Linked DNA regions of Homo sapiens: region 2 is linked to region 1. The links are chromatin loops, found by intact Hi-C in ENCODE. Cell type or tissue: endothelial cell of umbilical vein. All regions are shown on one strand. Each heading gives the region's core, and the rest is flanking DNA. Links, peaks and the distances in the headings are about the cores only. Region 1 overlaps FMN1 (formin 1). Region 2 overlaps FMN1 (formin 1).

The links. Peaks named below come from ENCODE experiments on the same cell type or tissue, not always from the same donor. Only the 100,000 strongest peaks of a DNase experiment are listed, where the experiment ranks them.
Region 2: it touches region 1 in a loop (3-fold over the local background); 2 of 110 quality-filtered maps call a loop at or near these places.

Annotation. Positions count from the first base shown.
Region 1 is chr15:32,846,566-32,862,272 of GRCh38, forward strand. It overlaps FMN1 (formin 1), which reads right to left. Exons shown (of 21, transcript NM_001277313.2): 17 at 10,450-10,542. Among named protein-coding and RNA genes, the nearest start is that of GREM1-AS1, 140 kb to the left of the region's middle. RefSeq lists an enhancer at 10,215-11,113. In endothelial cell of umbilical vein, for the core only: no CTCF peak of the experiment used is centred there; DNase peaks (open chromatin) are centred at 5,276 and 9,556; H3K27ac peaks cover 3,229 bases.
Region 2 is chr15:32,785,326-32,801,032 of GRCh38, forward strand. FMN1 (formin 1) reads right to left here. Exons shown (of 21, transcript NM_001277313.2): 19 at 13,479-13,628. The region is part of intron 1 of LOC107984089 (a long non-coding RNA gene); the gene reads left to right. Among named protein-coding and RNA genes, the nearest start is that of GREM1-AS1, 74 kb to the left of the region's middle. In endothelial cell of umbilical vein, for the core only: no CTCF peak of the experiment used is centred there; a DNase peak (open chromatin) is centred at 7,526; H3K27ac peaks cover 498 bases.

The DNA of each region.
Region 1 (15,707 bases), core at 5,034-13,033:
GCTGGTGAGGCTGCAGAGAAACAGGAATGCTTTTACACTGTTGGTGGGAATGTAAATTAGTTCAACCATTGTGGAAGACAGTGTGGCGATTCCTCAAGGATCTAGAACCATAAATGCCATTTGACCCAGCAATCCCATTACTGGTATATACCCAAAGGATTATAAATCATTCTGCTATAGAGATGCATGCACACGTATGTTTATTGCAGCACTATTTACGATAGCAAAGACTTGGAACCAACCCAAATGCCCATTGATGATAGACTGGATAAAGAAAATGTGGTACATATATACCATGGAATACTATGCAACCATAAAAAAGGATGAGTTCATGTCCTCCTAGTTTTTCCAAAACAAACTAATGAAATGTGAAAAGGGTGAATTCACAAGGGGCTATACATAGAAAGAAAGAGCCTGACTGACTTGGCTCCATCCTCTACTTCTACCTGGGGACATTTCCAATCATCAGAAAGAGGTTAATGCAATTGCAGCTCCAGAGTCTCATCAAACTATCTTGGATTCTGCCATGATGAAAGGGAAATGAGGAGATTACCCAATAACACCATCATGAGGTTGTCCTTAGTAATACTTCAATTCTTACATGGTTGAGGGCCTACTCAAAGTTGTAAAAATCAGTTTAAGGTATAGTCCCCTGTTCTACCAAAGCAAGCAAATAAACTGGTTCCATAACGTTGAAAAGATGTAGGGGTGTGTGTGTGTGTATGTGTGTGTGTGTGTGTAAATATCTGCTGCTGCTCTAGGAAAGACCCTGTAAGAGTTAATGATACTTATCTGACAAATAATATCTTACCTCCAAACCCAACCACTACCATCTCTCTTCCACTAGCATGTAGTTCTGAGACAGTGTTTAAAAACAGAAGACAAGGCTGGGCGTGGTGGCTCGTGCCTGTAATCCCAGCACTTTGGGAGGCTGGGGTGGGTGGATCACTTGAGGTCAGGAGTTCCAGAAAAACAGGAGACAAACTCTTTAAAAAACTAAGAGTTAAGGCCGGGCGTGGTGGCTCATGCCTGTAATCCCAGCACTCTAGGAGGCCGAGGTGGGCGGATCACAAGGTCAGGAGATCGAGACCATCCTGGCTAACGCAGTGAAACCCCGTCTCTACTAAAAATTACAAAAACTTAGCCAGGCGTAGTGGCGGGCACCTGTAGTCCCAGCTACTCGGGAGGCTAAGGCAGAAGAATGGCATGAACCTGGGAGGCGGAGCGTGCAGTGAGCTGAGATCGCGCCACTGCACTCCAGCCTGGGTGACAAAGCGAGACTCCATCTCAAAAAAACAAACAAACAAAAAAATTAGAGTTAAGGCCTAAAATGCAAATACCCACGGAAGAGGTCAGATCCTGACAATGATCTCAAGATATAAATGACTGAGATTTGGTTCTATGTTTGTGATTAGGTTTAAAGGATGGTCTGTGTCGGGGTAATCTGAGAGAAGATCTTTACTCTCTCATTTTGGCATATTCATAAAAGTGTACATTGAAGCACCTGTGTAATGAAGAGCCCAAATGAAATAAAGAACAGGATTATGGCAATAAGAAAAAAAATATGAGGAACAGGTAAAACACCCTACATATTAGAGGCCTCTTCTTGACCATAATGTAAATTAGGGTTCATGTTACATACCTAATAATAACATCACAAAAGTGTGACGCCTGAAACTGAAGTGATGATGGAAGCATGAGCAAAATAAGTGAAGTCAATCCAAGTCAAGGAGAAAGAACGGAGGGGTTCCAGCAGGTTCATGTGTGTGCACGTGTGTGTGCGTGCACACGTGTGTGTGTATTAGACTGTCTTGAGCTCTCAATGCCTTTAAACATTTCCTTGCATTTTCTCATTGACTGGGAGGCTTCCATTAGATAGAGCCATCTAGAGCGATGTTGAAGAAGGCAGCCATAGGAAACAAACCAAGGTACTAGCTCATAGATCTTGCTTGATAAGGGACCTTCAGATTTCCTTTTAAGTTGTCCAGTTCAGCACCCAATGAAAGTAATGAGACTGTGAGTAAGACCATTTGGTTTCCAATTCTAGGTTCAGGTGGCTAAGGGACCCCAGTTGGTATAATGATGGAGAAGCAATGAATAGGAAGCAGAATCTTAGGGAAAAATGTGAAGTGCGAAGTACTATAGAAAATTGTTTTTCAAAAAAAATTTGTTTACTATTTTAAGAGGTACTCACTGGTTAAAACACCCAAATTTATAACAAATCTGCATACGCCTATGAACCTCATCTGCCTATTTTCTACCTGCTGCAGCAATGAACCTGTTTGATTAGTTTTAGGAGTAATAGTCTAAATATTTAACAATAACATAGGTACTAACTAGCAGAACAGGCAACCTGTATGGGTGTTATGGTGAGGACCAGCTGAATATCAGTCTTGGGTTAGTTCTCTTTTGTTTTTTTTTTTTTTTTTTTTTTCAGAGACAGAGTCTCACTCTGTCACCCATGCTGGAGTGCAGTGGCGCAATCTCGGCTCACTGCAAGCTCTGCCTCCCGGGTTCATGCCATTCTCCTGCCTCAGCCTGTTGAGTAGCTGGGACTACAGGCGCTTGTCACCACGCTCAGCTAATTTTTTTTTTTTTTGTATTTTTAGTAGACACGGGGTTTCATCGTGTTAGCCAGGATGGTCTCGGTCTCCTGACCTCGTGATCTGCCCGCCTCGGCCTCCCAAAGTGCTGTGATTATAGGCGTGAGCCACCGCGCCCGGCCAGTCTTAGGTTAATTCTTATTTGTTCTCACTGTTAGGTAGTATTCATTTTTTGCTTCATTTTTATCTGAATGATAAAATAATATACCTAATAATAACATAACTACTCTTCTGACCCTTGCTTTTATCCACTTAAACATATACATTAGGGATCCTCCAGGTCAATACATACAGACTTTTTTTTTAAAAAAGATGCTTAGTATTCCAATGTATGGAAATACCATAATTTCACAACTCCATTACTGGATAGTCATTAGAAACCGACTTCGGGGGAAAACATACGCTCTTTGCAGGAATTTCTGGGAAAAAAAATCCCCTCTAGCCCTTTTAGATAAAAGCCTACCTAATAGACCTGTGATAAAATAGCTTTCTTTTCTTTATTTTTTTTTTGGAGGAGTCTCACTGTGGCCCAGGCTGCAGTGCAGTGGTATGATCTCAGCTCACTGCAACCTTTGCTTCCTGGGTTCAAGCGATTCTCCTGTCTCAGCCTCCAGAGCAGCTGGGATTACAGGCGCACACCACCATGTCCGGCTAATTTTTGTATTTTTAGTAGAGATGGGGTTTCGCCATGTTGGCCAGGCTGGTCTCAAACTCCTGACCTCAGGTGATCCGCCTGCCTTGGCCTCCCAAAGTGCAGGGATTACAGGCTTAAGCCACTGCGCCTAGCCAAATAGCTTTCTTCATCTTCCAAGGATTACTGTTCTGTTACTTAAGTGATCCGGAAGTCACAAGAGATTATCTTAATTCTTGGCCATTTAATGATCTTTGGAACCACGCCTGTCGGTATTTTCTTGAGTAGCAGTGGAGTACACAAGAACCCATTTTGGCTCAGGCAGAGTTCATGTTCTCTAGCCATACTTCTTCTTTCCACAAGCTTTGTAAAGGACGTCAGAATTATTTCCCTCACAGGTTACATTGTTCAGATTACTGACCTTTCCTGATCTCTGTAACCTTAGTGGTTGAATATGGTGATTCAGATAGTTTTGTTTCTTTATTTCTGGGGGTTGAAGTGAAGAGATTATGTAATAACCTGCTCTTATTTTGCAACTTAGAGATTTAAGTATGGCCTTTGTCAATCTAATCTGACCAAAGTATTTACTAAGAATAGATTACGTGCATATGCCCAACATAGAAAGATGATTCTATATCCAGGAGGTCTGACCACAGAAATGTATTATCGACCAAAAATGTACCTCTTCAGATTCTGGGATGATTCAGCAATTCTGAAAGGATTTAAACAGAAAACCCAAGGAGGAGGAAAAAATAGCCTCTAGGTACATTACACAATTCAAGCTGTTTGTTCATAAATTCAACAAACACTTATTAACACCTATCATGGGACAGGCTGAGCCTATATGATGTTGGGACAAGTGAGTGAACAGGACAAAACAGACACAGTCCCAGCTGTCATGGAATACCCATCTATTTATATAATTCCTTTTGCATTCAATGTTGAAAATCAGAATTACTGCTTTTGTTTATTTTAAACCTGGTAAATTTATCTATTTTTTACTAGAAAATAGTTCTTTTTTTTAACTTTTATTTTAGGTTTGGGGGTACATGTGAAGGTTTGTTACATAGGTAAACTAAAACAATTTTTGATATTAAGAATATCTCTAATCTAGCCAGGCGTGGTGGCAGGTGCCTGTAGTCCCAGCTACTTGGAGGCTGAGGCAGGAGAATGGCGTGAACCCGGGAGGCAGAGCTTGCAGTGAGCCAAGATCGCGCCACTGCACTACAGCCTGGGTGACAGAGCAAGACTCTGTCTCAAAAAACAAGACAAAACAAAACAAAACAAAAAAAACAGTATCTCTAATCTCAGCTGGTCAAAGGAACTTAGAAAATAGTTTCATAGACTAGGGCTAGAATGGTTCATGCAGAATCATTCAGAATTTGGCTCCATTCATGGATGCCAAGCGAAATTAACGGAGAATGAGATAAGGCCAAGTGTGGGAGAGTGCTGGGATTAGAGCTAGTTTAGGTTCCAGCCCTCCCTGCCAAAGCTATAAATACAAATGACCAATTTAACAGCATGAAAAGACCACCTACAAGATCTATACCTGGGATCTAATCAGTTGCTCTGTGCCTTCTTTTAATTATAGGATCCCTGCCATGTTTATGGGAACTTTTAATGTGAGCATCACAGTTTTGAAGGCCATATCATTATGACCATGTTTGATCTGAGGGTGGGAAAGCAGGAGCTCACAAAATGCCTGCACAAGGTTATTCTGAACTGAGCTATAAACCAGCTTCAACAAGAGCCTAGTGTGGAAAAGAAAAAAGACACGTAAGAAAAAAGGCATGGATATCATGGAGTTTGCAACCCCGCCAAGTGGTGCCATTAAAATTACATTCAATTCTTCTCAGAAAATGAAATTAAGAAAAAGTACCACAGTTTTGTCAAATAACACTATATAAGGACATTCTGAGAAGGGAAGAATGAAAAAGACATAAGGATAAACGCATCATCTCCATCTGAGTGTGGCAACAGGATATGATTTACAGAAGAAAAATTAAATCATCATGATTGTTAGAGCTGAATTGCAGCTGATATAAAAATAATCCTGAGTCACAACGCACGTGACTTCTCAGGCATACAGAACACAATTGCTTAAAACTTTATAAGTGATAAGACTCCTAATAGAGAATTAGCTTTCTTGCAAAACACTCTGTATAAGCTGTGCTGTAGAAGTACAGAAGTATCTTTTCTCAGTTACATTTGTTATATGATATCCTGTGCTCAGATACTCTGATACTTCAGGTATCGCCTCATTCTACACTCTTTTCTTTGGGCTATCTCATTCATTCCTATGACTTGAACCTTTGTCTCATCTAGCTCTCTCCCATGAGCCCAGCATCTCTACCTGCGCGTCTCACATGTACAAAGTTAACCTGTCTAAAGTTGACCTCACTGTCTTCCATCTCAAATCTAGTCTTATCAGTATCCAACCAGTTATCCAAGCAAGAAAAAGGAGTTACCCTATTCTCCTCTGTTTCATTTTGTACATCCAATTTATTAACCTGTCCTGTAATGCCTAAAACAGCCCTTTACTGTTTACAATTATGTCTTTTCCTTCTTATTTTTACTGCCATTGCTTTGTTTGTTTGTTTTTGAGACAGCGTCTTGCTCTGTTGCTAAGGCTGGAGTACGGAGAATGATAGTTCACTGTAGCCTTGAACTCTTGGGCTCAAGCAATCCTCCCACCTCAGCCTCCCAAGTAGCTGAGACTACAGGCGCCACCACTTTCAACTAATTTTTGGAGAGATGGGGTCTCACTTTGTTGCCCAGGCTGGTTTCAAACTCCTGGCCTCAAGTGATCCTCCTACCTCGGCTTTGCCATTGCTTTTGCTCAAGTTCTTAATTAGTCTGTTACTTGTCCAATATTTTTTTATATTACTGTTAGTTATAACTAACATATTTCTCAGCCACAACAAAAAGCAAAGAGATATACCCCCTGCAAAATAATTGCACAAACCAAAACAATGCAAACAAATCCAACATGATCATGTCACTCCTGTACACATTATTTTTCAATATTATCTGCGGCCTGTCAGACAAAGTTCAGATTCTTTAGCAAGTCATATTGTGACTCTTATCACCGTTTTGGTCTTGTGTTCTTCTCATTTGCCTTGTGATCTAGCCACACCAAGTTGCTTGCCATTTCCCAAACACATCATGTCTTTCATCCTTCTGAGACTTGCAGTGTTTTCCTCTGCCTGGAATGCCCTTTGTAGCCTGTCTGCTGAGAATTTCTAATCCTCAATTTCCTCATCTGTATAGCAGGGCGGTAACAGTACTCACTTCAAAGGACTGTCATGGTGACTAAGTAAAAAGGTGATTTGTTCCCCATGGTATTTAGCAGATAGAAGCACTCAGTAAATATTAACATTATCATTGCCATCATTATTATTTTGTTTTTTCAACTCTAAACAAAAATATCTTCTTTGCTGAAAGTCTTACCTAAAAGTGTTGGGCATTCTTCCTCTCTGATTCTATATGCCTAATTATAGTACCACATTACACCAACTCCAAAATTGATAGAATTTTCACGTTTTAGAGCCTCTGATATTGGGGTACATCTTAAGAGTCTACATGTTGTGGCTTATGGCAGTAATTTTTCTTTTTTTGTAGTACATGTAATAATGGTATTTCTTACAATAAATAGCGTATTAGATGAAATACTATAAACTGTATGACAATTGTCATAGAAATTTGATTATCTATGGTGAATAGTGCCTATCTGTGGCAAATGGAAAATCCTACATTTTCTACGAATCAGTGAAATATCTACGCAATAAATGAAGTACTATTTGGAACTCTACACAGTAGAGAGGAGATACTCCATTTGTATATACTGCAATTTGGCAAAAACCCAGCCCCTACATCATAGCATACTGCTGTGAACTATAATGTATTTCTTAACCACAAACCCTAAACCATACATTTCAGAAATGTAGAGGTAACAGCCTGACCAAGTAGCATGCTGTCACCTCCTTTGGTTACGTAGCCCCACTTGAGAGCCAAACAAGGGCCAGGCCCAGAGTGGGCAGGGGGCTAGCTTGTGAAACTCTGCATTCCAGTAACTTAGGATTCAAGCTGAGAAGGCAGGGCGACAATGAGAAGAGAGTGTAGGAATGAGCTGAGGAAAGCCTACGGAACATGCCTCTAGACTAGCACTTTCTGATAGAAATAGAATGTGAACCACTAATACAATTTAGATTTTCTAGTAGCCACACTCAAGAAGTAGAAGAAATATAATTTAGCTAATATATTTTGTCAGGTTATTAACATATTTATTAACTTACCTATAAATGAATATTAATCGTTTTATTTATTTAACATATCTAAAATGTTATCACTTTACCATGCAATCAGTAAAAAAAATCAGCAATAAAATATTTGACATGTTTTTTCTGCTGAGTTTTCAAAACCCCGTGTTTTACCCTCATAAGACATCTCAGTTTGGATTAGCCACATTTCAGCTTCTCAAAAGCCACATGTGGCTAGTGCTTGCCACATCGAACAGCACAATTCTAGACTGTTTTGACAAAATGAGTTAAGTAATGAAATAATTGTAACAAGCTATTTCAACAGTAGACTTTTCTACCATACGGTATTGGGAATGTTTAAGATTCCTACAATAGTATATATATTTTTATATTCTTAACTTTTTTAATAGAATGGTAATGTTTCCTTCAAATTCAATCTGTGTCATATTTTGGCTGGTTTTGTCTTAAGCATGATTTGATGTTATTCCTAATGTTACTTTTACCTCATCTGTAAAGTAGGAGCTGATGAGCTGATTGTCACTTTTACCTCATCTGTAAGTCAGGAGCTGATTGGCCGGGCACAGTGGCTCACGCCTGTAATCCCAGCACTTTGGGAGGCCGAGGCGGGTGGATCGCCTGAGGTCAGGAGTTCGAGACCAGCCTGGCCAACATAGTGAAACCCCATGTCTACTAAAAATACAAAAAATTGGCCGGGTGTGGTGGTGGGCGCCTGTAATCCCAGCTACCTGGGAGGCTGAGGCAGAAGAATTGCTTGAACCCGGGAGGTGGAGGTTGCAGTGAGCCGAGATCGCACCACTGCACTCCAGCCTGGGCAATGAGGGTAAAACTCCACCTCAAAAAAAAAAACAAAAAACAAACAAAAAAAAGAGCTCGTTGTATTCAATTATAGATCTTTTCCCATTAAGATATTCCTTGGGACAGAGTGTAGGAGTATACAATTAATCTTAGTACTCTTGGTCTCTAACATAGAGCCTAACCTATAGCAGGCTCAGAATAAATCTTTGAATACACATTAAAAGGTGAACTAAGCTAGAGAGTACTGGCTATCTGGGTTCCACACTGGAATTACGTGGAGAGTAAAAAAAAAAAAAAAAAAAAAAAAAGAAAAAAGAAAGAAAATCTGATGCCTGGCCCCACCCTGAGAGATGCTGATGATGGGTCTAGAGTTGGGCCCGGGTATCAAGATTTTAAAAAATCTCCTAAGTGATTCTAGTATGCAAGAGAGTTGAGAACCACTGTTTTAGGACTTTCTTAGAACAGCTTCCTATGGCCATACCTTTACTTCCCTGTCATAAGATCCAGTTTCCCTCATATAAATTCCCTTTCTCTGAATAGACCAGAATTGTCTTGGGAGCCCTAGTAGAGAAGAGGCTAACACATTATCCCAAATGGGGATTTGCAAATTGCTTTTCCAAGGTACCAAAGAAGATTCTCAAGGTTTTAAATCTATTCATATTTATGTCTTTTCAACAAAAAGAATAAAATTCACAATATAAGCTGGCTGCTTTGCAGACGCAGGATTCTAAGAGCATTACAGCATGCAGGTAAATAGTACCCTGACATGCACATGGCAAAATTTTCTAGAAATAGAATAGCAATTAAAAATAAAGATGGAATCCAAGTACAAATGAGCCTCATTTCAAGTTAATTCTGCATATGTAAAAAGCAGATACTATTAACTGGGGTCAGCAAAGGGAAGTAGTTCATGGTTTTCTTCAGGCTACTTAGGTTATATTTACACAGTATAATTATACAGCAATGCATTTTTTGATAAGTCACTTATAAAATCCATCTCCTATAGTCACATAGCACACAAGTATTGGTATCTTTGCTCTCAAGATGGTACTTTGTCTGACAGCATTTCTTCCATCATATATGAGGTTCTGTAATGGCTGAGAGAGAAATCTGACTTCTCCTACTTCAATACAGACAACCTTTCATCATGGAGAAGGGAGCAATGGTCTCTGCACCAAGGGAACAGCAGCTGGAATGGAGTTCCTCTGACTCATAGACTGAGAATTTCCCTGCTGATTCTCAAGCTGGTTTGGCCACACTTTATGCATTCACCCTGCTTAACAGTCTTTTGTTGATGGTGTGGTAACAAGTGGCCTTACTCAGTAATAGAAAAAGCATGTTGAGATATCCCCCAAAGGCTCCTATGTGTGTTTCCTCTAGCTTTCCAGCAGGGAAAAAAGCTGCCTGCAACAACCCCACACTTATTTTTGTTTTACATCTTAAGTTAAATTTGAGAAATTAGAATAGGAATTATCTAAAAGACATGATACTTCCATGTTCACTAACCCTGATAAACAGAAGTTCCCTACTCATGCCAAAACTGTGAAGGAAGGAAATCTGTTAAGATTTCAAAGAAAGTGTGGAGTCTCATGCATACCAGCACATCACTTTCACTGACTAACCCCCAGAGGGCTGATAGGTAGCAAGTGATTGATGGGTGACATTCACTTGGCCCTAATTTTCCTATCTGAAAAGGAATGGAAAATATAACACAAGTTTCCAAGTTGCTACACTCATAAAACCAGGAGGGTGATCACCATCCACCTGTCCAGGTTGACCACAAATGTGAAATGCATGACCACATCTGCCTTACATGTATGTCATTTGTCAGTAAACACGGGCTAAGGAATTCCTTGAGCCCCATGAAGAGACAAAAAAGTTTGTCCTCAGAGAATTTACAAAAGCCAGAGTAACATTCAAGAATTTAAAATATTAAACTGGATTTGAAAGGTGATATGAAAGCTACAGGACAACTTTATCTACCGTGAGTATGTAACCACCATGGAAAGATGGGCTAATGAAATCACCAGAGCTGCCTGTGGTCAGCCAGGATGCCAGGGGCCGTGGGCCTCAGAGAAAGATTCATGGAATGAAGGATGTTTCAGGGCCACGTGTATGTGCGGCTGACAAAGCTTCCTACCTTTTTGGAAGAACTCCTCTAGTTTGTCCTTGAAAGGCTGGAGATACTCCTTTGGGGACTCCTTGCACACCACCACCATCTGTTTCTCACTTGCTGTGAAGAGAAATTTAGAATTAGACTTAGGAACACAGATTTGCTGAGCTCCTGCTATGGGCCAGGTACTGTGCTATGCACTTGGCTATCAATTGTGCACACTCCTTGTCAACCACTGTTGGTCCAAATTCCAGGATTGGGGGGCAGGGGGAACAAAACCCAGAAATAATAAACAAACCAACAAAAATAATTAGTTCATTCTACACCACTCTTGAGGAACAGGGCAATGTACAATCCTTCCATTTTTCTTCTAGAGATCCAGAAAAGTCTCTGACCTGGGATAGGTAAAGTATTCTGCTTGTGTTCTCCCAAAGATAAAGAGAGGCAAAAACTACTTGAGGATTAGTCTCACGAAATTAAGGGCCTCAGCCCTCCTCAGATTCACACTCCAAAAGTAGAGCTTGAAAAATATATTGCAGAAATTCTCAGGCACCCAAGTTGTCTAGAACTACCAACCTAGTGATTGGCCAGGGTGACACACGCATCCCAACATGAGAACTAAGACCAGGTCGGGGAGGACCCTGTCAGTTCTTCATGCTTCCCGTTCACCTACCCTTCCTTTTAATCCTCTACTAACACAAGGGAAATAATTTTACATAATTTACTTCAGATAGACTATCTAAAATTTGTAATAGAGTACTTTTTGATAATCAGGTCTGAGGTGACTTGACTTTTTAAAAATGACCTACCTTATTGGATAGTTACGATTTGTCTACAGGGAAGCCACAGTAAATCATAGTTCACCATCACAAAAGGCAGTTAACCCAGCCAAGAGGCATCTCCCCAAGGTTCCTATGTGTTTGTGCCAGTTACAGCATGCACTGGGAAAAGAAAGGCTTCGTTTCTACAAAGCTAGAGCTGAGTCAAGATCACTTTCATCTGTTGACCATGGCTGGAAATTAGATATGTTCTTGTCCAAAAGCCTATTAATAAAGCACTGGATTTCACCATAAAGATATCATGCCACCTGGGGTTCACAAAATAGAGAAACATATACTACAGATCTTGGAGCAATTTATAAACACACAGGTAAGGTATTTTGGAAGAAGGAGGTTGGGAAGGAGATCTTTATTTACATTGGGAAATTCCTATCCAATAATTTGGCATATTTAAAACTAGCATCTCAGAACGTATACTGCAGGCAAAGCAATAAACATGTCAGTTCAGAAATAGAGAAAATGCAAAAGACACCACTTAAATGTTCTCTGAAATTAGTTATCTGACACTTTTCATTTGCAATATTGCCAACTAGATTGCAGAAATCCTAGACAACCCTGGGGACTACAAAACGGTGCTGAAAATGAAAGTACAATTTGAGGGAACCCTTTGTCATTTTCTGAGTCAAGGTCAGAATCACCTACATTTTCAGAGGTATCTAGGGATTTCTCATGATACAGGGATGCTAGGTCACAGGACAGGGGTACCGAAATTCAAGCTCTATCTATTGACATTGTTTCTTAAAGAGTTTTTATAGAGCTATCTAGAATATCTGCTATTAGCTATTCTGACAACCATTCCAAGGCTATCTAGGAAATCCTGTCCGTTGGGAGGCAAAGACTAATTTTTTAAATGACTTATCTTATTGAAAAAATACAAATCTTACCTTGAAACAACTAGAACAAATTCTATAAATCCAGTCAAATAATCATTTAAAACATTCATTTTTTCCACATTTTTTTCCTTTCTTTGTAAGCCTTTTTGTCCTCTCTACAATAACTACTTTATAGCTTCTCTGCTATTATGAGATTACCCTTCACCTCTTTTGAAATAGATGGATCTGTGGCCAAATGGTAAGTATATCCTTCCCACTACCATTCTTTTCTCAAAATAGGACACTTTGCGCTAGAGTAGTGTCCAAGGAGCGAGAGAGTAGATAGAGCTGGGATATATTTTGCAGGTGTAACAAATAGGTCTTGCTGATTCAGTCAAGGTAGGGTTGAAGCAGATGGAAGGGTAAAGGAGTGGGCAATGGGTTGCTGGAAGTGCCATTTGCTGAGATAGAGAATAGTGGGGAAGTATCTTGTTGGATTATGTTTTTTTAAGAGACAGAGGAGATCAAGAGTTAAATTTGATGCTTAAGTTTTCTCTAGTCTCTATAAATTGTAAGGCAATCTTGTCCCCTGAAAACAAAGGGGGAAAGGTACAAAAGAAGATAAAACTATTAATGGGTTCTCATCACAAATTCAACTAAATTCAAACTTCGGGGACTTGGATTATTTAAGGCCTTTTCCATTATGGCATATTTCAGCTCTATTTCCCACATGTATTTGACTAACCAAACCAAAGCTGTTCAATGTTTTCCAGTTACATTATTCGGCATTCCCAGTTCCATGTCTTCATTCATGTGGTTCTCTGCTCTGCTCTCATGCCATACATTCTTTCAACAATATCTGACAAAGTCCTGTTCATCCTAAAAAGCTTCTCTGAGATGCCAACATTGCCACAAAGCATTTTTCAATCCAATGTTTTTGCATCTTTCAAACATATCTATCACCGTCTGCACAGTGTTTATGTTTTACCTTTAATATTTATGTAAAAGTCCATACATTAATCCCTGAGAAGTCATCATGCAGGATTCATTTACTTCTCCCCAAACTTCTCTAGAGAGCTCCATGTATCTGGCGAAAGCATCAGATTTCCTTATCTTGGCTGAATGTCGTGGTTCGCACCTGTAATCCCAGTGCTTTGAGAGGCCTTGGTGGGAGGATCACTTGAGGCCAGGAGTTCAAGACCAGTCTGGCAACACAGTGAGACCTTGTCTCTCAAAAAAAATTTTTTAAGTTATCCAGGCATGATGGTGCATGCCTGTAGACCCAGCTACATGGGAGGCTGATCTGGGAGGGTTTTTTCTGCCCAGGAGTTCGAGGCTGCAGTGTCATACCATTGTACTCTGGCCTGGGTGATAGAGTGAGACAGACAGACAAGAAAGGAAAGAAAGAATGAAAGAATGAAAGGAGGAAAGAAAGGCAAAGGCAAAGGCAAGGCAAGGCAGGAGGGAGGGAGGAAAGAAGGAAGAGAGAGACAAAGAGAGAAAGAAAAAGAGGAAGGAAGGAAGGAAAAGGAAAAAAGAAAAGGGAGGAAGGAAGGAAGGAAGGAAAGAAAGGAGAGAGGAAGAGGTAGGAAGGGAGGGAGGAAGGAAAGAAGGAAGGAAGGGGAAAGGAAAGAAAGAAAGGAAGAAAGGGAAAAGTAGATGAAGAAAAAAGGTTTCTTCATCTTAACTAGATTCTCACGTGTAGGAAAGTTTAAATAAAATTAGCAATGTTGGCTTGGCACAGTGGCTCGTGCCTCTAATACCAGCACTTTGGGAGGCCAAGGCAGGTGGATCACTTGAGCCCAGGAATTTGAGACAAGCTTGGCCAAAGTGGTGAAACCCTGTTTCTACAAAAAATACAAATACTGGCTGGGCATGGGGGTGTGCACCTGTGGTCCCAGGTATTCAGAAGGCAGAGGTGAGAGGATCACCTGAACCCAGGGAGGTCGACACTGCAATAAGCCATGACCACACCTCTGCACTCCAGCCTAGTCTCACAGGGTGAGACCCTGTCTCCTGTCTAAAAAATATATATACATACATATTAGCAATGTTGACCCAGACTCCAAGTGGGCTTTCCAGAGATGCAATGTGACTTGCTTGCCCTTCCCCTGCACCAAGGGGTCACCGTCTCTGTGTCTCTGTACTCCTCAAACATGGTGAGGTGTCCCAAGATGATCTAAGGTTTGAGTGTATTTTAAAGACCCCCAGAAATGTCCACCACCTCATCCCATGAGTCATAAGCAAGGTAACAAAGGTAACAAAGATGATTATCCTGATTGGGTAGTTCTCAAGGTAGGCAGGGAAGCAGGAAAGACATCTGTTTTAAGGAATCAGCATTTCTCAATGAACATTTGTGGCCACATAAACTTTCCTGATTATTTCCAGCTATGATTCTGAGAATACAGTTAAAGAAAAGCTAGGATTTCCCACAATATAAATTGGGAGGAGTTCCTTAAATTATTTAATTAACCCTCTACTATATTCAAATTCCAACAATTTCATTTATATAGAATTGTTTTTCATGAACGTAGTATAAAACATGCCTGCAATTTACTAATAGGATATAATCGAACGCCTGACAATAACTCCTTCAAGGTTACTTCTCCCTGGTGAAAGCAAAGCTGAAGGCAGAGCTTGTTTCCCCAATTACAAAAGCAATACTTTCTCTTTTGCCTGAATTCACAGGGTTGATCGCTGCAGCTCTCCCTTTGTGCTAGATGTGGTGACAGAGCCCATGCGGTGCCCATCAAATTGCTCCAATTTTATGAGGCCATATCATGGGGGTGGTAAAGAGCTTGTGCTTGGATTGAGACCCACTAGGACTCAGGTGGGCTGTGGCTTGTTTTTCTCATCTGCAAAATGGGGACCTCCCGCAACACAGGCATGATATGATATTTAAGATAATACATACATAGTGATTTGCAGAATGCCTGGCACTCACAAGCAGGCTCATAAATATTATTTGTTATTTTTATGTTTGACTAAAATTGGTTGGGAAACATGTCAAGGTCAGAACAGCAAGAGAGTCATGGCTGGGGATTATTTGCTACAGATGCTGGGCACTGTATTTACGGAAATATGCCACGGTGCAAATCTCCTGTTTAGAACATAGGGATAATGATTTTCATTCCCGTGCTGAAGTTCCACCACCCATTGTGAGAATTCACTGAAGAATGCAGGCGAAGTCTTGGGGAAAGACGAAGCAAAATGGGAAACAATTCCCCTAGGCCTCTGAGCTTCGCGGTTTTGAAATTAGAAACTGAAACCAGTACAAACGAGAGCAGCTCCACTGCTGTGCTCCAAGGCCCTCTCTGCAGCCCCACGGGCTGGGATTCCCACGTGGCCTGTAAGAATTAAACTTCCCCACATGATCAAAGGAGAGGGCTGCCCTCCGACGGTCCCCACAGAGCCACGCGCCCCGGAGGCCAGGCAGCTTGCCTGCTCCAATTTATTGACTTGGCTTATCCGAGATGCTTTCTAGCAGACAAATGGGAGACCTGAAGGCTAATTAATGATGACACCGGAGACTGGCAGTGCATAAAGGAGAGAGGTCATGGACAGATCCACAAATGTCCTTCACTGTTCAACCGGAAGACTCGCATACGATATTGCTAGACCACCAAGGTTGCCT
Region 2 (15,707 bases), core at 4,308-12,307, 62 kb before region 1:
GGATTACAGGTGTAAGCCATCAAGCCCAGACAAAGGCTAAGTTATATTTATAATGAAAAAAAGGAATTTAGGCTGATGACTGGCGTCTGGACACAACAGGTCTCAAATCATGGTTCAGGTTTGGGTTTACACTCTAACCTATGGAATTAATTTTAGTGTTTAAAAATAGGTAACTGGCCCCTGAAAATTAGCGTTATCTTTTAAACACCTATGGGTGATATGTTAGAAATTCTCCTAAATAATATGATTGGTTCATTTCAGTCAGTACAGAAAATACAATCTGGTAATACTATCAGGGCATTTTTGTTAATACATTACTTGCTTTTGTATTGTAGACAACAGGACCAAGAAGTGACTTCAGGAGCAGAGGAATAAACTTTTGGCCTCTAATGCTACTAGCTTTAAAAAGAAAGCCCTACCAGCTACCTAGTACAGTGTGACTAAAATTAATCACCGCTCGACTCAGATCATGTATGTTTCTTGATCCAAGCCATTAAAAGTTAATGGCTTTGGAAATATTGGCAGACAAAGGCAAAGAAAAGAGACACATTGAGGGAATATGGTTCATGAAAGGCATCTTGGGAAACACATGAGATCTGACCAGCTATAATATGAATCTCTTTAAAAAAAGATTTTAATATCACTCGTTGCTAAAGAAAGAAGATAAAAATGGTCTAAAAAATGGATACGGTATGCTCTGTGTGCCAACAGGTAATGTGCCTTTAAGTCAGCATGCCACAGGAAATGTCCACGTTCCCTAAAAAGTAGGATGATAAAAACTGAAGGTCCAAGCTGCTGCACCACTGGACTTACCCTAAATGTAAAGACAGGAGTTCAGAATCTCTCTAATAAATGCAAGAGCTCTTCATTCTCATGACTGTTCAGAAATACATGGACGAACATGATAAACAAAGGAACATGCAAAAAACACATTTTTACCACTGGCTCAGTCAATTCTGGCCTATGGTCCTTTGGAATGGTGAATAAGGTTTCCGTGGTATAAAAAAGGTATTGGCCCTCACTGTAGATCACACCTGTAAAATAAATGACTCACCAGTCTGACTACCCAATATAGCTTTGCTCTACCAGTCATTATCAGGGACAGCTTCTATGAGCAAATAATGACACTCTTATGGTCTCCCTTCAGAAGAAAAAGTCAGAAAAGGGGTATATAGAGCTTCAAGGATGAAATACAAAAAGGAGTGAATATTCACTCCTTTGCCATGATCTCCTTGCAGCTTTGAACTAAGTCACATCAGGCCAAGGCACAAGGAATAACATATAGACTTTGGGGCATCAGGGAAATGGCTTCCTTGCCTCAGAAAGCTCAATATCACATGGTTTATGGCATTTTGAATAGAGAAGATTGAGGGCAACGTTTTGATCTTTTTCTCATTAGGCTTACCTGAAACATAGATGGTATTAACGCCATAAGGGCTGTTTTAAATATGCTTTCAGAGGGATATGGCTGTGTCCAGCCATCCCTCCAACCACTGCCTGGTGGCCTGAACATCAGAAGTAAGGCTCTGTCCACTCTATATAGTTTGTTCAGGTCTTTTGATACTACTCGAGTCTATACAAGGTACAGCCCCCAGTTCCCAGAGCGAAATTGTTTCTCCAGGCGAAAACGGGCTAATGTCCAACTTTGATTCTAAATAAGTGAGATCGTAGAGACCTGACCAGGGCTGTGAGGACCACTCTCATTTCTATCCATCTTGACAACAGTCACTCACGAGGCATTTCTGAATTCCTGACATAACTATCGCACGAGGTTAACTGCTATAAAAGTCAATGAAATAAGTAAAGTCACTCCCTACTGTAAGAAAAAAACAACAACAAACTCATTAATTTCTCAATTTAAAGGGAAATTTTTTCCTTGCTGCAGCAGCTGATGAAAACATCATTGACTAGGCTATGTGGAATGTTTCCAAAGGGTAGAAAAATAAAACTAAGAGAAAAGAGCCATAAACAGTAAGAAAGAATGGGTAACCCCAAGTTCATTTATCCCAGGCAGGCCAACAAGGCCACATACTTAGACAGACACACTCTTCCATGCTCATTTTCTCTTCAGAGTCTGACCTTCGGCCCTGACCGCTCTGGCACCGACCACCTCCTGTGCCTCCCAGGTCAGTTTCACTAGCAGCCATGATAAAACAGACCAGCAGGAAAGTAAGAATACCAGCAGAAAGTAATCTTAGGCTTAGCTCCTAACACACCAGAATTTAGCCTTTAAAAGTTATTCCAGTTGGGCATGGTGGCTCACACCTGTAATTCCAGTGCTTTGGGAGGCTGAGGCAGGACTGCTTGAGGCTAGGAGTTCAAGGCCAGCCTGGGCAACACAGCAAGACCCTCTCAACTAAAAAATGCTTTTTAAAAAATGAGTTGGGCATGATGATGTGTGTCTGTAGTCCTAACTAGTCAGGAGGCTGAGGCAGGAGGATCACTTGATCCCAGGAATTGGAGGTTACTATGATGACACCACTGCATTCTAGCCTGGGCAAAAGAATGAGACCTTGTCTCTTAAAAAAAAAAAGTTATTCCATGATAAATTAGCATATCACTTCTACTTTGTCCAATTGTGTACTTTGTCAAATCTAAATCTGACAATTTTCCCTACTCTATTCCTAAGATATTTTCCTATTTAAAAGTAAAAAACTTCTCTTAGAGACTGCATGCATTTCACCAGCTACACAGATCAGCCACTTCATAGTTTTTGTGAGCTATCACTTGTATACCCAAACATACTTTGACTTCAAGTGATTAATTGCAGAACAAAGTCCTCTTCCGTTTGCAGAGCTTCTCCCCCAGGACACAGGGGAGTTGAAGTTGGGGAGCCCTGGACTTGCCCTGGAATGCATGATCAGTTAAAGCCAATCACTCTGCACTTAGTAGACATAACACCCAGAGCCGACCCGGCGATTTAGGTGCAGAGTGAAAGGTAACAGCATCGCATTCATTTCCTCATTTAGGGAGAGTAGTCTGGGAGACAGTTTGAAAACTGAAATCAGCCCTGTGTCATAAATTTGCAAATTTAATTGAAATGCATTAGTCTTTGGAAGACATTTCCAATCCCGATAATGAAGACATGCATGTGCTAGCAGATGCAAGCTCCCCCTTTTGGTTTTGAAACCTCTACCACCTACTGAGTCTCACCAAAAACTAGCACTGAGAGCCTGTTTGCATGGGTGACTGGAACAAAAGGGTGAGGAAACAGGGAAGATTGTCTGGAGTAAGGAGTCTCTCTGGCGCCCCTCAAATCATTCTACCCAGGCAGCCCCCTGTTGCATCTCTGCCCAAGGCAGGAGCTGTCAGGAGTCCCACAGATAAGTAATTTAGAAATATTCTAGGCTGAATGAAGGAGACATACTTTAGGTTTCCATTGTTCTCTGCCAAGCTAGGGAAATGGAGTGCGGACAGATGCTCTCTAAGGTTTTGATTTGAGCTCCAAAGAGGTTTGAGGCTTGGCATAGCCATGAATCCAAAGGATCTCCACTTCCTTCTTTTTTTCTAAACAAACTGAAAGTAATACAGTCAAGAACAGAGCTGGCGATTGTTTTATTCCATTAACTAATCTTTCTTGTTCTGAACATGTCTATTCTCTTTAACAAAGCTATTAAGATTTTAGATTCTTGGGCAAAAGCAACCCATATGGGATACATTTAGGGACTTCTACCACCAAAACCCAAATAAACAAGATTTTTCATCTATCAGCAGCAGACAGCAAATCTTGCAATCAATTTCAACATGGCAAAAGGAAACACAATGATTATTTATTTGTTCAACAAATACTAACTCAGCATCTACTATATATATGGAAAAACAAGGTGCTACAGAGAAAACAAAGTGGTACAAGACATTGTAATTATCTTCTAGGGGCCTATGATTTATCTAAAAGAGAAAGTGCCTATAACCAAATGAATAAAAAACCAAATCATTAAATGACAAAACTGAAGATACAGTAAACCCCCAAAATTCTGGAGATACGATAGCTCACACAGATTGGAGAAAGCTTCATGAAGGACACCGTATGTGATCAATAAATTTTTCCAGAATAGTTTCATAGTCTGTATATCACTTGAGACATAATATTTTTAGATTATACCATTATGTAAATATTATAGTAGTTTTAAAGTAGAGTCACACACTGCATAATGACATTTCGGTCAAAGACAGACCTCATATATGATGGTGGTCCCATAAGGTTATAATGGAGCTCAAAAATTCCTATTGCCTAGTGAAGTCATAGCCACCATAATGTTGTGGCACAACTACTTTATTATAAAAATAAATTTAGTGTAGCCTAAATGTACAGTGTTTATAACATCTACAGAAGGGTACAGTAATATTCTAGGCCTTCAGATTCACCCACCACTGACTCACTGACTCACCCAGAGCAATTTCCAATCCTGCAACCTCCATTCATGGTTAAGCGCCCTACACAGGTGTACCATTTTCTATCTTTTATACTGTATTTTTACTGTACCTTTTCTGTGTTTAGATATGTTTAGATACACAAATACCATTGTGTTACAATTATATTCAGTACAGTAACCTGCCGTACAGGTTTGCAGCCTAAGAACACTAGGTTATGCCATACAGCCTAGGTGTGAAGTAGGCTACACCATCTAGGTTTGTGTAAGTACACTCTATAATGTTCGCACAATGATGAAATCACCTAACAATGCGTTTCTCACAATGTATCCCGCTAGTTAAGTGACACGATTCTACGTGTTTAAATTAAGTGCTGCAAATTTATATTATAGGAATGTGCAAATACACAAGAGACTGGAGTAGACCAAGCACTCAAAGGAGGAAGCACAGAAAAGAAGGCAGTTAGGCTGATCCCAGGAATAACACTGCATGATTCCTCCAAACGCATGTTCAGTCACCCAGGTCCGCCTCTTTATGTCTATGTAGCCAAATTCATCTGCTGTCAATGCCCAGCTCATTTTCTACTTAAAATCACAGGAAGTCAGGGTTGGAAGAGAACTGCAAGATCACCTGAGCCCAGGAGTTTCTAAACTTGGCTGAAGGATCACTAGGAAGGTGTCAATCTCTGATCTCCAAAGCCTACCTGGTACATGTAAACAAGAGGATGGTGAAGCCAAGGCATTTATTAAGGAAACTAAACACAAAATGTGTTCTTGCTCTGCCATCTCTGTGGGGAGTTTCTAAAACCACAGATTTCTAGACTCTACACTCTGGTATTCTGATTCAGTGGATCTGTTTACATTTTTACAATGACCTCCAGGTGACTTGGGAGATCTGCCAGGTTTGGGAGCTGCTGATCTCTAACACTGCCCTACTGGCTTCTGAATCTCCTCTAAAACTATCTGCTTAGGGTGGTCCTGATTATGGCTAAGTGTCTTCTCAAAGCTCCCTGTAGCTTCCACATTTCCTTTGGATCATTTCTTCCTCCAAACTCTTACACCAGCCAAGATCTTCAATGCTCTTTCAATATCCAGCTGTGCGCTGGAGAATGCACCATACAAGACACAGCAAAGAACAGGCTTGTGTCCTAGAAGTGGAAAGATACACATAAACTGCTAAAATAACAAGTTGGAATGAATTAAATACTAAAGGATCGTAAGAAGAAAATGCTGTCAGAGCCCACAGGAAAAGCTAATTCTTTTATTAAGGGAGATTTCAGAACATTTCTACAGAACCTGGTTTCTGGAGGCAGCCCTTGAAAGACGACTCTATTTTGATCAGCAGGAAATAATGGGGGGAATGCGGTATGAAGAAATTATCCAGTGAGAACACAAGGAAAGAAAGTGCAGGTGTGAGACAGTGAGTGGTCATAGTAGGTGCAGGGAGGGATGAGGCTATAGGAAATGAGGCTAAAGAGTGAGTTTAGGGCAGGTTCTCAGAGGGCCATGCTATAATTTGGGAGAGAATATGAAGTTCTTGAAAGAACTCAAGCTTTAGTGTAAAAAAAAAAAAAAAGACCTAGGTTCTTATCCTCATTCTGTTTATTAATGAAACTATGACATTGAAAATTCATTTACTCTCTCATGCTTAGCTGTGAAATAGCAATAAACCTTTTTTTTTTTTCCTTCAGGGCTGTTGTGACAACTTAATACATTAATAAATTAAAGTACCATCCATGGCTAATTATCTTTCCTTTATTTCATGAGCAATGGAAAACCACAGAATATGTTTAAAGAGATAACTATGATCTAAATTCTGTTTTGGAAAGATAATTGGATGCAATATTCAGGGACACTTCAAGAGGAAATAGAAAACCTCTAGGCAGAGAGAAGAGTTAGAAGGATGTTTCAATAATCCAAGTGAGAGATGATAGAGTCCTGAATCAGAGCAGAGACACCTCAAATACAGGGTAAAGAACAATCACCATTAAGGGGGCAAAACTATAAAGAGTCAGAAATAGATGAAAAATAAATCTTGTAGCAGTAAAAATAATTCTCATTCCAGCCTGCCTTTTGCTAATAGGAGGAGGATAGTGTTGCAATTGAAAGTTAGGGAGCCTAAGAGGAATAGGCCTTAGTTGAGATGGAATAATTTCCAACCGAGACATATTGAATTGCAGATGAAGGCTGGGTATACAGTTTAATGTGCAGTAGGAAATGTAGGTCTAAAACTTGGGAGGCCTTGGCAATGAGGTGATAGGTGAAGCTGTGAAAATAGTTGGGACTAACAAAACAGAGAATAGAGCAGAAAAGAGGAACACTGAGATTTACCTTGGGGAAGGCCCACACTTAAGGAACAGAAGAAACAGAGGAACTAAGGAGGGAGATGAAGAAGGGGAGTAGTCACCTTCGCAGAGAGACCCAATATATTATCAGAGCAACGAGGCATTTCGAGATGGAGGAAACTACCATTGGTGTCAAAAACTAGCAGTGGCACACTTTGGGAGGCCGAGGCGGGCAGATCACGAGGTCAGGAGATTGAGACCATCCTGGCTAACACAGTGAAACCCAGTCTCTACCAAAAAAAAAAAAAAAAAAAATTAGCCGGGCGTGGTGGCAGACGCCTGTAGTCCCAGCTACTTGGGAGGCTGAGGCAGGAGAATGGCATGAACCCGGAAGGTGGAGCTTGTAGTGAGCCGAAATCGCGCCACTGCACTCCAGCCTGGGCGACAGAGCAAGACTCTGTCTCAAAACAAAATAAAACAAACAAACAAAAAAAACCCAAAAAAACTAGCAGTGGCAAAGAATTAGTTAGAAGGAGTCATCTGATTTCAGTTAGGAAATGTGACACAGTCTAGTAACAATCTCAATATGCAGTTCTCCTGCTTCCTTTAGTAAAGGAAACCATGAGTCTTTAGCAGGGACATGGCTCCCAGCTAAGCCTACATTTCCTGGTCTCCCTTGTGTATGGCCATGAGACTAAGTTCTGTCCAATGGGATAAAGTGGAAGTGATGTGTGCACCTTCCAGCTCATGCTATTTAATATTAAAAGGAAAGGTTGTGCAGTCCCCTTCCCACTGGCAGGAACTCAGCAGCAATGGTAGCAGTAGACCTGACGTGTGCCCCCTTACACGTTGGGAATAAGGACCTTACCTTAAGGACGGCAACCACAAAAGAGAAGAAAACTGGGTTCCTGACATCCAAACTCCTTGCATTCAGATTGTTATACATGAGGAAAATTGATTTTTCCTTTGTTTAAGCAACAGTTATTTTGGCCTCTGTTATGGCAGCCAAGACGTTATCCTTACTGAGACAGGAAGGAGTGTGTGGTACGAAAAAGGAAATAAGGAAATGAACGTAAATCATTCTTTTAAAAGAAGTTAGAAGGGAAAAGGAGACGGAATGATGCTTTCAGAGAGAGGGCCAAGAGGTGTGTATAGTTTTTTAAACCAATGATCCTATAATTCTTACAGTTTTTTAGTTTATCCTCTCTCCTTATTCATGGCATATTTTTAATTTTGCAGATGTAGTTTTAAATTTATTGCTTGGGGAATAAGCAGTTTTTATTATTTGTGATTTCTTTTTTTCTTTTCTTTTTTTTTTAAAGACAGTCTCACTCTGTTGCCCAGGCTGGAGTGCAGTGGCGCGATCTCGGCTCACTGCAACCTTCGCCTCCCAGGCTTAAGTAATTTTCCTGCCTCAGCCTCCCGAGTAGCTGGGATTACAGGTGTGCACCACCACACCCAGCCAAGTTTTGTATTTTTTAGTAGAGATGAGGTTTCACCATGTTGGCCAGGCTGATCTTGAACGCCTGACCTCAGGTCATCCACCCACCTCCGCCTCCCAAAGTGCTGGGATTACAGGCATGAGCCACTACGCCCGGCTGTTCTTTGTGATTATGACAATGTTGTTTATCAGTTAGGTCTTGGGGCATTTACTGTTTGTGTATTTGCACAGAACCATTTTCAAATGTGATTTAGGAAAATTCAAAGTTTTGACAATTAATTAGGGGGTGATTGTATTATTAAGGGATTTTTAAAAATAAGCAGCTCTTTAGTGGTTAAATGAATACAAGTCATTTAACTACATAACACAGGGCAAGGAAAAGAAAGTTAACATGTTACAAGTTACTGAAATTATCATGTATGTATGTCAGTAGGAAAGCAGAATTCAATAAATAACAATTTTATTTATGGAGCTTTTTCTAGGAGTAAGTTTATCATGTAAAGAAAAGAATTCCTGTAGTGTCTACACTGCAGTCAGTGGCTTGTGGATTGAGTGACAGCATCTCTAAGTCCCCAGCTCTTGGTCCTAAAGTGACCTGAGCAGTAGGGAGCTCTGAGAACAGCTTTCAGGATAGCCTCACAACAGCTTTGAACTATCTTCTGTAAAGGGTACAGCAGTTCCATAATCACCCATAACAGCAGCAAGTAATAGACTTAAAACAAAAACCCTATTGGTAGGTGGCTGGGTAATAAAAAAAACAGCCCCCTCGCCCCCAAAAGAAAAAAACAAGATAACTATCCATTCCCCTATGGTGTAAATTATAGCTATGTGTGTAGTGAAATTTCTTATTTTCATTTCACATAAAATTCACCAAACTTCTAATTCACTCATTACTTACCCATTATGGGGTTTTTAAATGGCACTTTTAAAGTTTGCTTTGGCTCAGGGTGAATTATATGCCCAGACTTTATTCCTGGAGTCATGACTCCCGTAGGCCTTCTGTACCTTTTGCAAATTCAAAGCTCATTTTGTGGGAGGCAGTGCTTCGTGTGCATGCGCGGGCATATGTGGGGGCAGTCTTAGGATATCCTAAATGGTGGAATGTTTTGTAAGTAAGGGTCCTATCACCCAGAATAATTCAGCAGCCAAAAAAAATAAAAAATAAAAAATAAAAAAGAGTAAAGAATAGCCAATAAAGGTATCAGCAAAAATTAGGTTACCTACTTGCAGTTATGCATATACTTGGATAATCTATTGATTTAACAGGTGGAAGAAACATGTGTACCAAAAATTCATTGAATGTTTGGATATCATGAGGTACAAATACAAAAGTGCATTAAAAGGTAAAAGTGAGGCAAAGTTGCTTCTGAGGATAAAATAAACCTTGGATTATGATACATCGTAAATGCAATGTTGGATACAGATGAGCAGAGAAAAAAACGTTTTGTGTACATGCTCCATAAAAAAACGTGATCTTCAAGAACAACATTAGGATCAGGCGTGGTGGCTCATGCCTGTAATCCCAGCACTTTGGGAGGCCAAGGCAGGAGGATTGTTTGAGCCCAGGAGTTTGAGACCAGCCTGGGCAACATAGTGAGACACCGTCTCTACAAAAATAAAAAAATAAAATTAGCTAGGTATGGTGATGCACACCTGTAGTCCCAGCTACTCAGTAGGCTAAGGCAGGAGGATTGCTTGAGCCCAGGAGGTCAAGGCTGCAGTAAGCTATGATTGCGTCATGGCACTCTAGCCTGAATGACTCAAAAGAAAACAAAACAAAGGCCAACATTAGTATTTTATGAGAAGAACTGGGGGTTCAGGTGAGGCAAGGTAGCTATAGATGTTTACCGATTTCAAGAGGGCAATGAAAATTCTTTCTGGCACCTAATCTCTCTCCCAACTCACCTGCAAGTCCTTGCTTGAAATATCTTCCAATATAGTACCTATAGCTCAAGAGCAAAGGTGAGGGGCACTATGGCAGAAGGGAAACACACAGCTCCTCAGAAAATTAGAACCGCAGTTTCTAGATTCATAGAGATTTTGAGCTAGAAGAGCTCATAGTCACCATTTAATTCCTGCTTCATCCTGATACATACATTTTACAGATGTGACAATCGGGTTCCCAGTGAATAAGTGACTGGCCCAAGATCACATAGCCAATTAATGGGGGTGGGGGGGTGGCAGGGTGAAGGGTAAAAATGCCTGTTTTCAGCTCTCTGTCTCCAGGTCTTTTTTTACACTGCTCAGCACTGCACATATTCAGAAGGGATAAGAGAAGGGACTGGGATGCTTCACTGAAAGATGAGTCCTGATACCAGGGGCAGCACGATGACTGAGTGGGTCACAGACTGCACGTCTAGAAAGTGGCGCTTTTGGATTTGTGCCTGGGCTCAGAAGTTTGCTCTTTTGCTTAAGATTGGCTTGAATGCCAAGGAAAATTGAAAGCCATTAATATACCACGACACAGTAGATTACTCTTCCAAAGATATAGTTAATCTCCAGGTAAACCATATTCCCCAGTGAAATATTGTTCCTTCTGCCGAACCACAGAGTTGTGCCCTGACACCAGTTTAATAAGATTATTGTTCACTCACAAGGCACAAGAACTTAGGACATTTTTATGTGGTCATTTGTATGTTACAGATTATTCTGGATTTTATGAGGGGAAGCTGTTATCTTGTTATGAAGATGCATTCATCTCAATTTTGTATCAAACTAATGTGTACTCATGAAAACTACCTAAGCAGGAAAAGTAAATATTCACCACCACCTAAAATTAACCTCCAGTGGCCTAAGTAGTTTTCAACACTTCCATTTCATTTGGAAGTAGAATTTAAACAAAACAGTGTTTTCCATGAAACCTGTCCCTTTGAAAATGCTAGTACTGATTCTTAATTTTTCCAATGATTTTGAGCACTTAGTTGGCCTTCCAATATATTTAAAAATTAAGTGAGTTGAATTTTTCTGATGAGATCCCAAACTAGTTTTTTTCTTTATAATTACACATCATCAGGTTTTTATTTTGGTTATGAATTTTATTTTTTAGGATGCCCTTGTTAATGATGTTATGTTGTCTCCTGATGTTTAGTGTTGTTGGGATATATTCGGTTTCTGGGGAAAGTATAATTGAAACTATAATATCAAATATCATTAAATAGATGTCAAAACAAAGCAATTATAGTGTTCCTCATTTAATAGAAAAATTCCAGTTAATTTGCTTATTTTACCATAATGAATGTGTGATTCTAACAGGAAAGAAGCTAAAATCTTTAGCAGACAGAGAACACTTTAACAAAGTTCTCACTTTAGGATTTTAAGAAAACCCTGGATATCAAGCAGTTTGTTTAAATGGTTGAGGAGTAATATACATAATGTGCTAATATTTCTTAACACACAGATTTTCCTAACCATGCTGCTGCCTCCAGAAATATCTTATTAGCCATCATCAACTTTCAGAGATGTTGTTTTAGGGTAGAAACCTTGGTGATCCATCCTCACAGAGCATGGCTGGAATGAAGGGTCCCCTGAAACTGCGAAATGAGAAGAACCAAAAAGGGTCTTGTGAGGTCATGACCCTGTAAAGGGGTTGGTTTACAGAGTGTGAAGCAGGCAATTCAACAGCTGCACCCAGGAAGCAATGCCACAAACGCCCGTGGCTGGGAATCAGAGATACTGTCATTTTGAAGGACTTCTGGATACCACCTCTATGACAGACTCACAATTTCTTTGATCTAACTTCTATGATACAGAACACTCTTTAATGTGGAATACAGTTATTTCAACAGAAGATCATTAACATATAAAGCAATTAATTGCCTTCTCTGTTGGTCTTTTGTTTGTTTTAGACCATTTTTAGGGCCCCAAGGACAAATATACTAAGGACTGTGCTCAAAATCTGAGGTGTAAAAATTCTTAAGCAAAAGCTGTACATTCCAGGCCCACTGTGGGATGTCCCAGCCTCAAGGTGTATGGACCTGGAGGGCAGACTGGCCAGCTCCTATGCTGTTTTAAGAATAGTATTTTCGTATGAGAATTGATTCCACAGAAACTTATTTTAGCTTACTTTAAAGGGCTAAATAAGTGATGGCAGGGCAAGAACTATGGGTTGGGTGCCAAGATTTTTAGGATTTTTTTTCATGTTATTATCAACGACCTATTTTCTCAACAATGGTACTTTTCTCTGCTTCAGTTTTATCTATATAATGGATATATTCAGTTTAATTCCCATGTTCCCAAAGAAGTACTGATGGGAAGATGTGTTGATAAACACATCTTTAACTTCCTTGGAAAGAAAGAAGGCCTTTCTCTTTTTTTAGCTCCCTGAGAAAATACTTAGAGACTAATACTAGGTCAAAAATCTCACAATTTTGCTCCTCTTACTAGTGTTTTAAGGTGAAATATATTAGGGTAGGTTGTGATGTGTCTAGAAATATATTATGTATATATCTTTTCTTTGATTACAAAGTGAAGAATAAAAATACTGAATTATGGAATGTCAGGCCTCACAGGTTAGTAAAAGGTAGATGCTATAATGAAATATATCATTTTCCTTACGCTGAGGAATTTTTTGTCTCCTTCCACTCTGTTTTGAATGCCATTCTTATACATCTGTTCCACAGGAGTAGTAGTAAGACCTGTTTGAAATTTAAATCCATGACACCCCTTCCATAACAGTGGCAACCCAATCACAAAAATGATCAGGCAGAAATGCTTTTTTCTGATAAATAGGGGCAAATTCAATCTCTCTAAGGAAAACGCACACACACACACACACACACACACACACACACACACACCCCGTCTATATTCAGAGTTGAGGTTTTTCTTCTACCCCCAGCTAATAAAATCGGGGGCTGCAACGAGGCTGAGCGGCACGCAGTTTGATGTCCGCAGCAGGATACAGGGAGTCAGAAGTGGCGCTGTAAATCCAATGCGGGGCTTCCACGCTGTGTGAAGTGTGGCCTGAGTCACAGAGATTTTCCTTTGATGCAAGTTCAGTATATTAATGGGAAAAGCATTCACTTTTATTTGTCTATACTGTCTGCGACAGCAAGGCTGCCTCATTTAGCCTGGGCCAACATGAAAATACACAGAGAAGCAATCTGTTGCAAATTAGCACAACCCTCCTTTCATTTACTAGCTAGTAATTGGAAGGGGTTAAGAAAGTGTAACTTATCAGATCATGTGAGCATATCTGCCTGTGTGGACAGCAAGCTTTCCCCGAATTTCCCTACGATCCCTGAGGCAAAAAGTCCTTCCCCTATGACCACTTCATCCGAAAGAAAACATCGACAGGTGTGAAATAGACACACTTTGATAGGTTTAAGAGTGCAGTTTCCTAGGCTCCTGAAGGAGGCATTAAAATCTTTTTTTGAACCTTACCTTTCTTTAGATATGTTTTTACTCTCCCGTTTCCAAATTGTCTTGAAGTCACTGCAGAACTCATACCACACCATAAACACGTAGCTGGGTGTGATCTCCTTCTCACCAGACTTTGGCTTCATCCCAAAATATCGTACTGTTGTTTCAAAACTGCAACAGGTAGGGGGGAAAATGGAATGAGGTAGAGGTGAGAAATTGCCAACACTAAAATCCATTAGAGGGGGGATGCTGGGGGCAGTTTCTCTTGTGTTTATTTTGTAACACAGAAGCTGGGGGCTCATAGTTACTGAAGTTTATTGTAAACCTCAGAAAATCTATTTGCTCAAACTGATTTGCCAAAAAATGGAACTTGATTGGGATGCTCCTGGGCACATCTTATCTGTATAAAATCAGCATGTATAATTTCTGGGGGTGTGTAGGTAAAACGTCTCGAGTTTGTTCTTCATCTCAAATCCCCGTCTCTTCCCTGCTCTTCATTTTATGTTTAGTGATTACATGCAAGGTGGATGACACACTGACTGCAGCATTAGCAGCGGTCAGTTCGATAGCTCATTGGGAATAATTAATCTGTCAAATGTTTCACAAAAAAGCAAGAAAATCCATTCTATCCTTTTTCGGGCATATACTGGCTTTGTAATCTTGGGTCAATCACTCAGCATCTTTGACTCTCAATTTTCTCAAGGGTAAAATAAGAGATGTAGATGATATGATCTTCAGGAGGGCTACCTTTTAAAGCTTAATATGATACAAGAATACAAACCACTGATGTACAAAAACAGATACAGTTGTAGGCATAGCAAGTTTTGGATGAAAAACCATTTCTGATCTTGGAAAAATGATCTCCAGTCTGGTCAGTAAAGAATCCCAATTTTCCAGAGTGGATTCCCAGATATCAGTAAGACCTATCCCAGCAAGGCTCACTGCACACCAGACTACCTGGGCCTCCCAAGCAGCCCTTCTTGGAGGCACTAGCTTTGCAGCAATTTACAGCTTTGAACTCAATCTTTCCCCCTCACCCCCACCTACCCCAAGCCTCACAAGCTCATTTGCCATGAGCAAGAACACTTAAATAAATGACCCCCTTTTCTAGGGTGTTGGAAACTAATCAAAGCAGGAATGGCTGGCCAGGTTTATTACTCAATGCTCTATCATCTGTTCAGACACAGTGGTTTTTTTTTTGTGTGTGGCCATCCTGAATACTGATTTTCTAATGGAACTCTATTCAATGGCGATTGTAAAACCCTGAAGCTCCGTTACTATTATGGAGCATACTTTCATCTCATTCTCGGTTATTGGGCAATATGTATCTCATAAGATTTTATCACATTTCACAGATGAACTGTTAATTGATTCCATGGGTACGATTAGGCGAGATCCAAGCTGGAGCTGCAGCTCTGAGTCCCATAAATTCTTTGTGCTTCTGTAAAGAATAAATCTGTTTTTAATGCAAATTAAAACTACTGGTCAGGGAATTTTGGCTCCCAGTTATTAAAAGACTGGAAATGTGTAAGTGGAGAAAGGCAATAACTGCAGTAATCTCTTAAGGGACTCTATTATAATTCCAAACATACATAATGTTGAGAAAAACCGGGAAGGGAAGAATGTGGCAATGTCCACTCTTGCCCCAGACATAACCCTTATTTCCATGGCAGTCCAAACACTGGTAAAACCAAATGTACACTCTATAGCATGTAACTTTATTTCACTCAAATGAAAATTATTTTGACTATAGCATGGGAATACATAAGTAGAGAGTTATATAACCTATAGGAACAGGCCATTCATTTCCTACAAAGTCACAGGACTTTAGAATGGGAAGGAATTTACAGGATGACTTGCCCAAATTATCATTTTATAGGTGACAAAACAGAGACCTGGAAAGACTGTGTGGCATTATTCCCTGGTAGGGTTGGGCCTGGAATTCAGGTCCCCTGATTTTCTGTGAAATGCTCTGTCTGCTTTATCTTTCTGTTGCTCATGCTCAATAACACAGGCATTTAAGAGACAAAATAGTCGTTCTACCCCACCCTTTTCTACTTTAGACACAGGTGTCCTCCTCTGTATCACACATAACATGCATTACCCCAGGGAGGGCATGTGATTATTTTTTCTCTTTCTTATGCTTACCTTCTATACAGATACATATTTATTTGAGCATTCATGGGGAAGGGAAAGTCTTTCATTTCTAGTATTTAGAGGGACAACTTATCTTCTGATTTTCCAGCAAAA